Regions from separate parts of the Mus musculus genome. Here region 2 is linked to region 1. Evidence: chromatin loops called from intact Hi-C (ENCODE). Cell type or tissue: heart. All regions are shown on one strand. Each heading gives the region's core, and the rest is flanking DNA. Links, peaks and the distances in the headings are about the cores only.

The links. Hi-C counts contacts between places; a loop is a spot of excess contacts. Peaks named below come from ENCODE experiments on the same cell type or tissue, not always from the same donor. Only the 100,000 strongest peaks of a DNase experiment are listed, where the experiment ranks them.
Region 2: it touches region 1 in a loop (1.9-fold over the local background); 16 of 42 quality-filtered maps call a loop at or near these places.

Annotation. Positions count from the first base shown.
Region 1 is chr17:13,679,855-13,684,238 of GRCm38, reverse strand. No RefSeq gene overlaps it. Among named protein-coding and RNA genes, the nearest start is that of Gm24867, 6.7 kb to the right of the region's middle. In heart, for the core only: CTCF peaks have their summits at 334 and 2,395 (motif pointing left); DNase peaks (open chromatin) are centred at 398 and 1,428; H3K4me3 peaks cover 2,304 bases; H3K27ac peaks cover 3,128 bases.
Region 2 is chr17:13,739,234-13,743,617 of GRCm38, reverse strand. The region is part of intron 1 of Tcte2 (t-complex-associated testis expressed 2); the gene reads left to right. Among named protein-coding and RNA genes, the nearest start is that of Afdn, 19 kb to the left of the region's middle. In heart, for the core only: no CTCF peak of the experiment used is centred there; a DNase peak (open chromatin) is centred at 2,647; H3K27ac peaks cover 3,153 bases.

The DNA of each region.
Region 1 (4,384 bases), core at 120-4,119:
ACACAGCATTTCCCTGCACCAATGATCTGCAAGCAGAATATTCCGATCAGAACTTTAAGATGCCCTCTGGTGCTCTGTCCCTTCAAGATGTGGCCCTCTGGCCTGCAAGGTTGCTGATCCTAGGCTCGGTCTGGCTGCATCACACTGGACTGTGTGGTTTTAGGTCTGTGCTGAATAGGAGGAAATGGGCGGTGCTCCCAGCTAGAGAGGCAGAAACTCTGACTCAGGCCGGCTTTAAACTAAAGAGGAAGTGGATCACCTCACGCTCCAGGAAAAAGGAAGCCCAGGGCGGGCGTGGCCAGCCCTCCGGATGAATCAACTCTTAACAAAGGCACCTGGCGGGCTGCTTGGGTAGGCGGTCTGTTCTTCCCCAGGCTGCCCCAGTGGGAGCTTTAGTCTGACCCTGCCTTCACTTCTAAGCAGATACAGGGTGGGGTCCTTGGTTGCGCCAGCCTTTGAGGTGGACCCAGCTCCCAGTCAAGGGATTTGACCCTCTGCGGTCAGAGGATTGGCTCGAACTCTTCCCCCTCCCAGGGCAGAGGCCCTGAAAGGAGACAACTTGTAAGCAGTCTAGGCAGCCCCACCCTGGGGTGGGCTGGCCTGCCATAATTAACCAATCCCCATAGTGTCTGGTGTCTGATGTTCTCACCATTGTGGTGAGACCAATCAGATCCACCCCTGCAACCTAGAAAAAAGATCCCAGGGGGAACAGATAAAACTCTGAACAAAACTGCTTTTGTCGGTGGAGCGAGGTGGTCCCCGGTTAGCATTGAGGCAGATTCTTACATCCTCCTCTGTCTTCAGTTGGAGAAGGAAAAAAAAAAGAGAGAGAGAGAGAGAGCCACAGGGAGACCTACTGGAGGTTCTTTAGCCTCTGAGGTACAGGAAAGACCCGGGGGCTGAGCTGGCTGTGTGGGGAAGGAGATGGCACCAGGGTTCAGAGCCTCCACAGTCTTTCAGGGCTAGGACTTAGAGATTCGGGGTAAAGTGCAGAGCCCAGTAGCTGTGTTTGGAACCCAACATATCTCAAGGACAGAGTATGGGCTGGACTGTGATCCAAGGTAAGGTAGAGAGAGTGGGGAGGAGGGCAGTCTGGAAGCGGGGGTGAGGGGCTTAGACTCTCCTGGGAGCCCTTGTACCAAGGGCGGGACAGAAAGGACTTGTGTTCAGGCAACACTCCTGCATGCAGGGCACACAGACTCCTGAGTGTGGCTATCTTAGGCCAGGTCCCAGCAGGCTTCTTTAGCCTCAGAGCAGCAGAGGATTCTGGTTGCTGTGGGCGCTGAGTGTGGGGACAGGATGGGGAGTGACTGTCTCAGCCACAGTGCTGGGTTTTCCGCAAGGCATGTCAAGCTCTTGCTAATACTCATATAACCCTACGGGTTCTCCAGCAGACCTCTCCACTCACTTCCACATGCTCACGCCTGCTCCCTTCAGTTCATAAGCTTCCTCCTTCCTCTGCCCTGTGGCTTTGCCAGGGGCCTCTTTCCACATCCCTGCCTGGAGGCACTGGAGACATTCCTGGCAGACATCAGGGAGTATCTGGCTGGTGGCTCATAGGCCATGGAATGTGCAGAGTCTGAAGGTGTGTTTCACCCGCCTTCTGCCCCAAGGTGACTTATTCTCTGGAGTGGCTTGGGGACTGTTGGGGCTGAACAGCAAGCCATTTACCGGAGAGGACAGTGTGTGCAGATCTCAACGAGCGTATTTGGCCACATGACCCAGGCAGCCTCCTCATCTTCCCACATCTCAATTCTCTTGTGGTTTTGTGGTCAGCCTCAGATTAAATCATGGTTGCCTGGCAGCTGAGACTTGTGAGAGAGTCGCTTTCTCCCAGAGTTACCTGAGATGGGCACAGTCACAGGCTGATGTAGACCAAGGATCCTGAGAAGGCTCTGGGCCCTGACAACCTGTAGAGAGCTTGACCCACCTGTCAGAGTTAGGAGATGGGAGAAACATGCAGGCATTTAGGCTCAAACCTGACTAAGAACAAATTGTTCTATTGTAGTGTATGTGTGCACGTATATGTTCATGTGTACACAGTAATTCTGCATATCACTGCAGGGGCCATATGTCTTTCCCCCTCATGCTCTCCACCTGATTTTTAAAGTCAGTGCTAACATTGAGCCTTGGGCTTACTAATTAAGCTGCTAGGACTGAAGGGCAGCAAGCTCTGGGAATCCTGACTCTCCCTTCCCAGCACTGGATTTGCAGACATGCAGTGCAGAACCCAAATGTTTACAGAGGTGTTGGGGGTCCAAAGTCAGGCTTTCAAGCTGGTGAGGCAAGGGCTTTGCTGACTGAGCCGTTTAAACAGTCTGGGACCTGGAGATACAGCTTAGCCCCAGTACAGTTCTAAGCAACCCTATCCGGCAGTTCACCACTGCCTGTAACTCCAGCGCCCTCTTATGGACTCCAAGGGTACCTGCATACCCATGTGCATATACGCCTACCCCATATGCACTGCTCTCTCGTTCTCTCTCTCTCTCTCTCTCTCTCTCTCTCTCTCTCTCGTGTGTGTGTGTGTGTGTGTGTGTGTGTGTGTGTGTGTGTGAAATTAAAAATTTTTTTTTTTTTTTGGTTTTTTGAGACAGGGTTTCTCTGTGTAACCCTGGCTGTCCGGGAACTCACTTTGTAGACCAGGCTGGCCTCGAACTCAGAAATCTGCCTGCCTCTGTCTCCCGAGTGCTGGGATTAAAGGCATGCGCCACCACTGCCCGGCTAAAAATAAATTTAAAAAAGAATTTTCTGGCCTCAATGGCTAGCTCATTTCTCAGGATAGAAGAAAAGTCAAAGGCTTTTTCTGCTAGAAATAGAGATGGAGCCCCCGCCCCGCCTGATGGGTGAGGCTTCAGGGCTGCTGCTTGGAGCAGATGCTTCTCTCGAAGCAGATGGATTTGTAGAGAGGGGGACAAAGCCAGCCATTTGGGGACCGATGCCAGCAACACTGCCTGCTGAGGCATGGGCTGCCAGTGTTCCCAGAGCCTCCATCTCAGCTGAAGCCTCCAGTGAGCTCTCTGGTGTCGTTCATTTAAGCACATGACTTTCAAAGTCCTGGATGTGGTGTGCAGGTCACAAAGGTTGCAGAGAAGCTACTTAAATGGTTTCATCAGTGTTTGCTGCCATAGTAAGAATGATTCATAGACAAGTGCCTTGGAGAGAGAAACCAAAACGAAAAGACTCCTTTGCCAAAGTGTCTTCCATAGTCCATACTTTGGGGGGTGGGGTGGATAGGGGAGGGAGAGGAGGAAAGGAGAGAAGAATTGTGTTAATTGTGTAATAACTCTGAAAATGGGGACTGAGTAGATAAAGAGGCCAGTATTGGAGAGGTAGCTTTATTACAAGGAACAATAGCAATTTAAAAACTCATTTAAAGACAACTTTACGTTAAAACGCTATTGCTTTTCCTCATGTCTGTGAAGGAAGTACAAGCTAAAAACGAAAGCCCCAAACAATAGGGAATGGGGGAGGGGGGATCAGAAAAACCAAAAGCTTCCATAATTTCCAGAGCCTGACTGTGTTTGGTCCAGAGACCCCTTCTGGCAAGGAGTGCCATTTGTGTGCGGCCCTCTGTCTACACAGATCACAGCAGCATGAGATGAGTCACACCCCATGTGTGTCTCTCTAGTAAAGTTTTCTTAACGATACTACTTGTCTCCCTTGTTTCAGACATCTCCTTTTGTATGTATGTGGGTGGGTGCATCACACACACAAAGAGGCTATCAAGTGTCTGGCTCTATCACTTTCTGTCTGATTCTCTGACTGAACACAGAAGTGAGGGAGTAGCCTGCAAGCCCCAGGGACTCTCCTGTCTCCGCCTTCCACAGGGCTGTCTTTACAGGTGCATGTGTGGCCATGCCTGGTCTTTCACATGGTTCAGGGACGAGTGTGACCTTGGGTAAGGTGAAAGGAGGCTAAGAGCGGAGAGATAGCTTTGTGGGCTCTTCTCCAGCCTACGGACGGTCTCCTAGTAGCCTTTCTCTGGGGTTAAGGGATGACTCTGAGAGGCACATGATCTTGCTTTGTCTGTTTGGCTGTGGCTGTATACCACCAGATCAGGCACTACTGAGGCTGAAAGAGCAGCTGAAACGGACCGTCCGTCTGCAACCCAGTGATGAGCCCAGGTGAGCTCTGCACTTCGGGGGCTCTTTGTTCCTTGAGAGGCATGGAGGACTATGCTCCAGTGACTGGGAAGGAAGAACATGCCAGCCCCACGCGCTTCACCTAGCCCACAAGGACAGCCCGTACGCAGTGTTCACACAGCATGTGGTCTGTGGTCATTCCTGGCAGCCAAGGTTTGGGAAAAGCAGCCTCTGCCTGGGTCTGCCTCTGTTCTCTGCTCACAGCTCTCCACCCCTGCCAAGGAGACTGTGGTTGCTAGCAG
Region 2 (4,384 bases), core at 183-4,182, 59 kb before region 1:
GGCAGCCCTTGTAATAATTTCTGTGGATCGTGCAAATGATGCCTGGAGTGTGGCAGAGGGAAGAGGCAGTGACTTCTGTGCTTGTGGAAGCCAAGTAAGAAGCAGGCACTCGATGCATGCTGCCACCCACTACCCACCTCCCTCCTCCTTATCCTCCCAGATGATAAGCACCATGGGGACATGGATTTTTCTTACTAACAAGATACACCGAGGACCTGCAAAGGTCAGAGAGCTGTTCAAGAGGCAAGTGGGGGCCCTGTAGCCCTGGGTCTCCAGGGAGCTTGAATCTAGGGGCACTGTACTAAACAAGCTGCATTCGGAAGCTTTACAGGGCAGGAGCTGGGGAGGAGCCCACTGAGGCTTAGGCAAGTTCTGAGGACAAAGGAAGGAGGAAGACTGTCAATTCCAGTAATTCCAGCAAGGCTTTCTGGTTGTCCTCTGTCCTGATGCACCTGCCCGGTGCCCAGCAGGCTGGGGTCTGCTCTATTGGGTCTGAGCAGCAGGAAGCACAGGGTAAAAGGCAGCTTGGGAAAACCAAGGCCTGCCTTCTGCTTGTCCCTCACTGTACCAGATCAGGCAGTAGCTGGATTCCTTCCTGGTTTCAGCCTTGTTAGGTGACTCTCAGAGCCTACTGGGCTGTAGGCTCCATACCTCTGGCTCCTCCCTGATCCTGGAAAACACATGGTAAAACCTACAGCTAGCCAGCAGCTCTTTGCTTTCTTCTTTCTTTCTTTCCTTTTCTTTTCTTTTTTCTTTTTCCTTTTTTCTTTTTCCTTTTTTCTTTTTCTCTCTTTCTTTTTTCTTTTTTTTTCTTTTTTCTTTTCGCCAGTCTATTTGCTTCACTGACATTTCATTCACAAAGCCTGATAGTGGGTGGTTTCTGAAACATGGGGAGTTAAACAGCCATCACAACGATCAGTTTTAGAACATCTTAAACTAAACAAAGAGAGCTGGTGCCCCTTCACAGTCCTTCCTCATTTCCCCCAGTTCCTCCAGTGCTCAGGAATCACCAACTGTCACTTGTATGCCTTCAGAGCTAGCTGCCTGCTATGGAGATCCCATGTGAAGGGGTCAGGTGACATTCTTCACCCTTCTGAGTTCCCTTAATCTTGCCCACACCTGTGTAAACAATCCCTCCATAGGGCTCCCTCCAGTTAACCCCTTAAAGGGTAATTTGTCTTCCTGGGACCCTTAGCTTAAACTTGTTTACCAATCAGAGATGGAGAAGAGAGGGTGACAGCAGACAGCGAAGAAAGAGCAAGAAGGGCAGGCACTCCTGGTCCCCTGGAGGCTATAGGTCCCAGCCTTCAGGTTCAGCCAAGGGTATGGGTCCCTGGCAGTGGGTCCCCCAGAGGTGGCTATGGATGGTAAATAGAGCAAAACACAGGATAAAAAGCATAGAATTTGGATATTGTGGAAGCTGAGGGGGACCAAAGCAGCCCTTTGGGATATTGGGGTGACTTGTTTCTGGAGCTCTGCGGGAGAATGTCCAACAGGCATTGAGTTGCAGAAGACTGTAGCCACCAAGATGGTCTACTCTAAGAATCCCTCCTATGCTTCCATCTTAGAACCAACCCCCAGATAAAGACCCACAAGTACCCCAGTCCTTTAAATGTACTTTTTGGTGTGATAAGGACATACATATCTCCATAGGCCTTCTAGAGGACTCCACATCCCTGCCTGCTCCGATCCCTCCCCCACAGGCCACTTTATTGGTATCTTTAGAACATTTCCGACATCTTTATTCTTCCCATTTCTGGCTGTCCTTCTAATCCCGTCCACCATCATGCCCAATACAATGGGAGGCTACCTTCAGGGGACAGCACGGAGGTGAACTAGAGCTGGCAGTCGTGTGAATGGTGCCACAACTTCCTCCAGGACCAGTTGTGTATACATAGCCTTATCTACTATGCATGTCGCTGAGGGAAAGCTGCAGATGGCCTTGAGGGATTGCCAGCGTGTGACAAGCAGGTGGGAGAAAGAAAATTCAAGCAAGGGGGTGACCAAGAGTCACAGAAATTTAAGAGTAAGTATATAAAAGGACTGGTTTTGGAAGGAGATTTCCAGGTGTAGAGACTTTGGAAGACCGAAACATTGGCATTCTCTGGGCTCATCCACTGGGAGGCTACAAGGAGCTTCAGTAGGGACATCTCTCCCTGAGGTTGGTCTTGCAAGATTGCTTTTCTCTTCAGAGACCTGGCCGGGGTGGGGTGTAGAGGTGGGGGGGGGGCGATGTCACATTTTAGCCCTGACAACCACTAGGAAGTGGGTAGGAAAGAAGGAAACTGTGGCTTCTCTGTGGAGAAGCACAACAGAGAAGGAAGAAGGAGCGGTGTGGAATGGAGAAAACAGAAGTCAGGAATGTTGATGAAGGCATAGGCTGGAGAAGGGGCTGGGAAGGGGACCAGCAGAGCTTTTAACTTGGATTGACATGTTACTAAGTACTATGGCTGTTTCCTACCCAATCTTAATGGTATTTTCCCCCCTTTGGTTTTCCTCTGTGTATTGATAGGCCTGAGGAGAAATGAGACATTGCAGGGACCCTGGGTCAACAAGCTGAGATAAGCTTCCTCCCTCAGAAGTGTCTTCAGCCTGCCCCAGTCTGCTCTCTGTGTGGTGGGTTTCACTTCCTGTGCTTTCTGGCAAATGCACTTCCTGTTTGGGCTTTAAGAATTCCAGGGGAGGCAACTACCTCCCTTCCTCTTGCTTCCTGGCCTGTGGCACTAATCCTAAGGGTGAACGGCATGAGCCCTAAGCTGTTGCTGTTGTAGAACAGGGGCATGAAAATCAAGAAACTTGCCTGCTGTCGCTACTGCATCCTGACTCACCGAGAGTGGTGGAAGCTGATGGGATTTATTCCAAACATTTTTTTTTTAAAGCCTCGTTATTAACTTGAGCCACACCCCTCATAAACAGGTTTACACGCTGGCCCATTTATATAAGTGAAGGGCAGACATTAAATAATTACAGTCCACAGCACACACAGCCAGCAAGACAGCGTTGTCACAGAGGGCGGCATTCACAGCCTAAGTACTAGGTTGGGCATCTGATAGTTTTGTTTTGAGATAAATATGGGGTTTTAGGAGAAAAAAAATCACACCCTGTGAAAATTTCATTTACTGTCAGACACCTGTCTGTCTTTCTTAATTGAATTAATAATTTTTATCCAGTTTTGAACCATGTTCTCCCATTGCTCTCTGTCGAGAGGAGGCCTTATTTCACAGCCCACAAAGATAGCACGGAGTGTTATTTGTGCTTCTAGCCGCCTTTATCCTGAGCCTTTGATGTCTTTGGTGAAGGGCTCTTCTATCATACAATGGGAAAGTCAGTGACAAAGCACTTGAGTGACCAGCTCAAGTCTGCAAATACAGGGGAGACAGGCCCACACCTCCCACCTCTGAAACCCAAGCCCCACCTGAGCAGGTTGGGAGCAGGTCCCAGTGAGGATGCTTCTACCACATGAGTCTCCAGTTAGACTGCGTCCTCTAGGAATATCCTGGGATCTTTTTCACCAAGTCACAGAACGGTGCTAGTGCCGCTCAGAGGACCTCAGAAGCCATTGAAGCCAGTCCCCAGCCTCTTGTTTTTATAACCAAAGGGAAAAGAACAATGGGTATAACTCCATTTAAAAAAAAAAAAACATTTATAAGCTTCAGAAAAGTTGTTTTTATTTTAGCAGCACACTAAGTCAAAGAAACCCAATGGAGGACCAGGGTGTGGTAGGCAAAACTTTAATGCCAGCACTCAGAAGCAGAGGCAGGTGGGTCTCTGAGTTCGAGGCCAGCCTGCTGTGCAGTTCTAGAACAGCCAAGGCTGTACCAAGAAATCTTGTCTTGAAACAATACAAAAAAACCAAATGAAACCACCAGATTTTTTTTTATTTCACTATGTAAAATTTATTTTTTATAAAAAATGCGTAACACCAGTATCTGCTTCTAAACCGACTTAATTAGGAAGCCATTCTCTTATAGAATACACATTGGCATTGAAATCGTTGAAAGAAATGTAATGACTACCTACAAAAGATTACATTTTGATTGTTACCCCACAGCTTATAGAAACCACCAGATATTTTGAAGTGGTAAAAACTAGCATTGTCCAACAGGAATATAACACAACCACTTGCGCAATTTAAACCTCCCTTTAGCTACCTTGCAGCAATAAAAAGAAACAGATCAAAATTATTCTCATTATATACTACATTTTGCTCCATGTATAGAAAATACTGTAGTCTAGCATATGTGTGATGCAAAAATTACCAGTAAAGTATTTTACATTCTCCATGTAACAAAGCCTTTGAAATTGGGCTTATATTCCAACCCCATGTGTCTGAGTTCACACTAACTCAGGTGCTTGGAGGGTCCCTACCTTTGCATCACTGTAA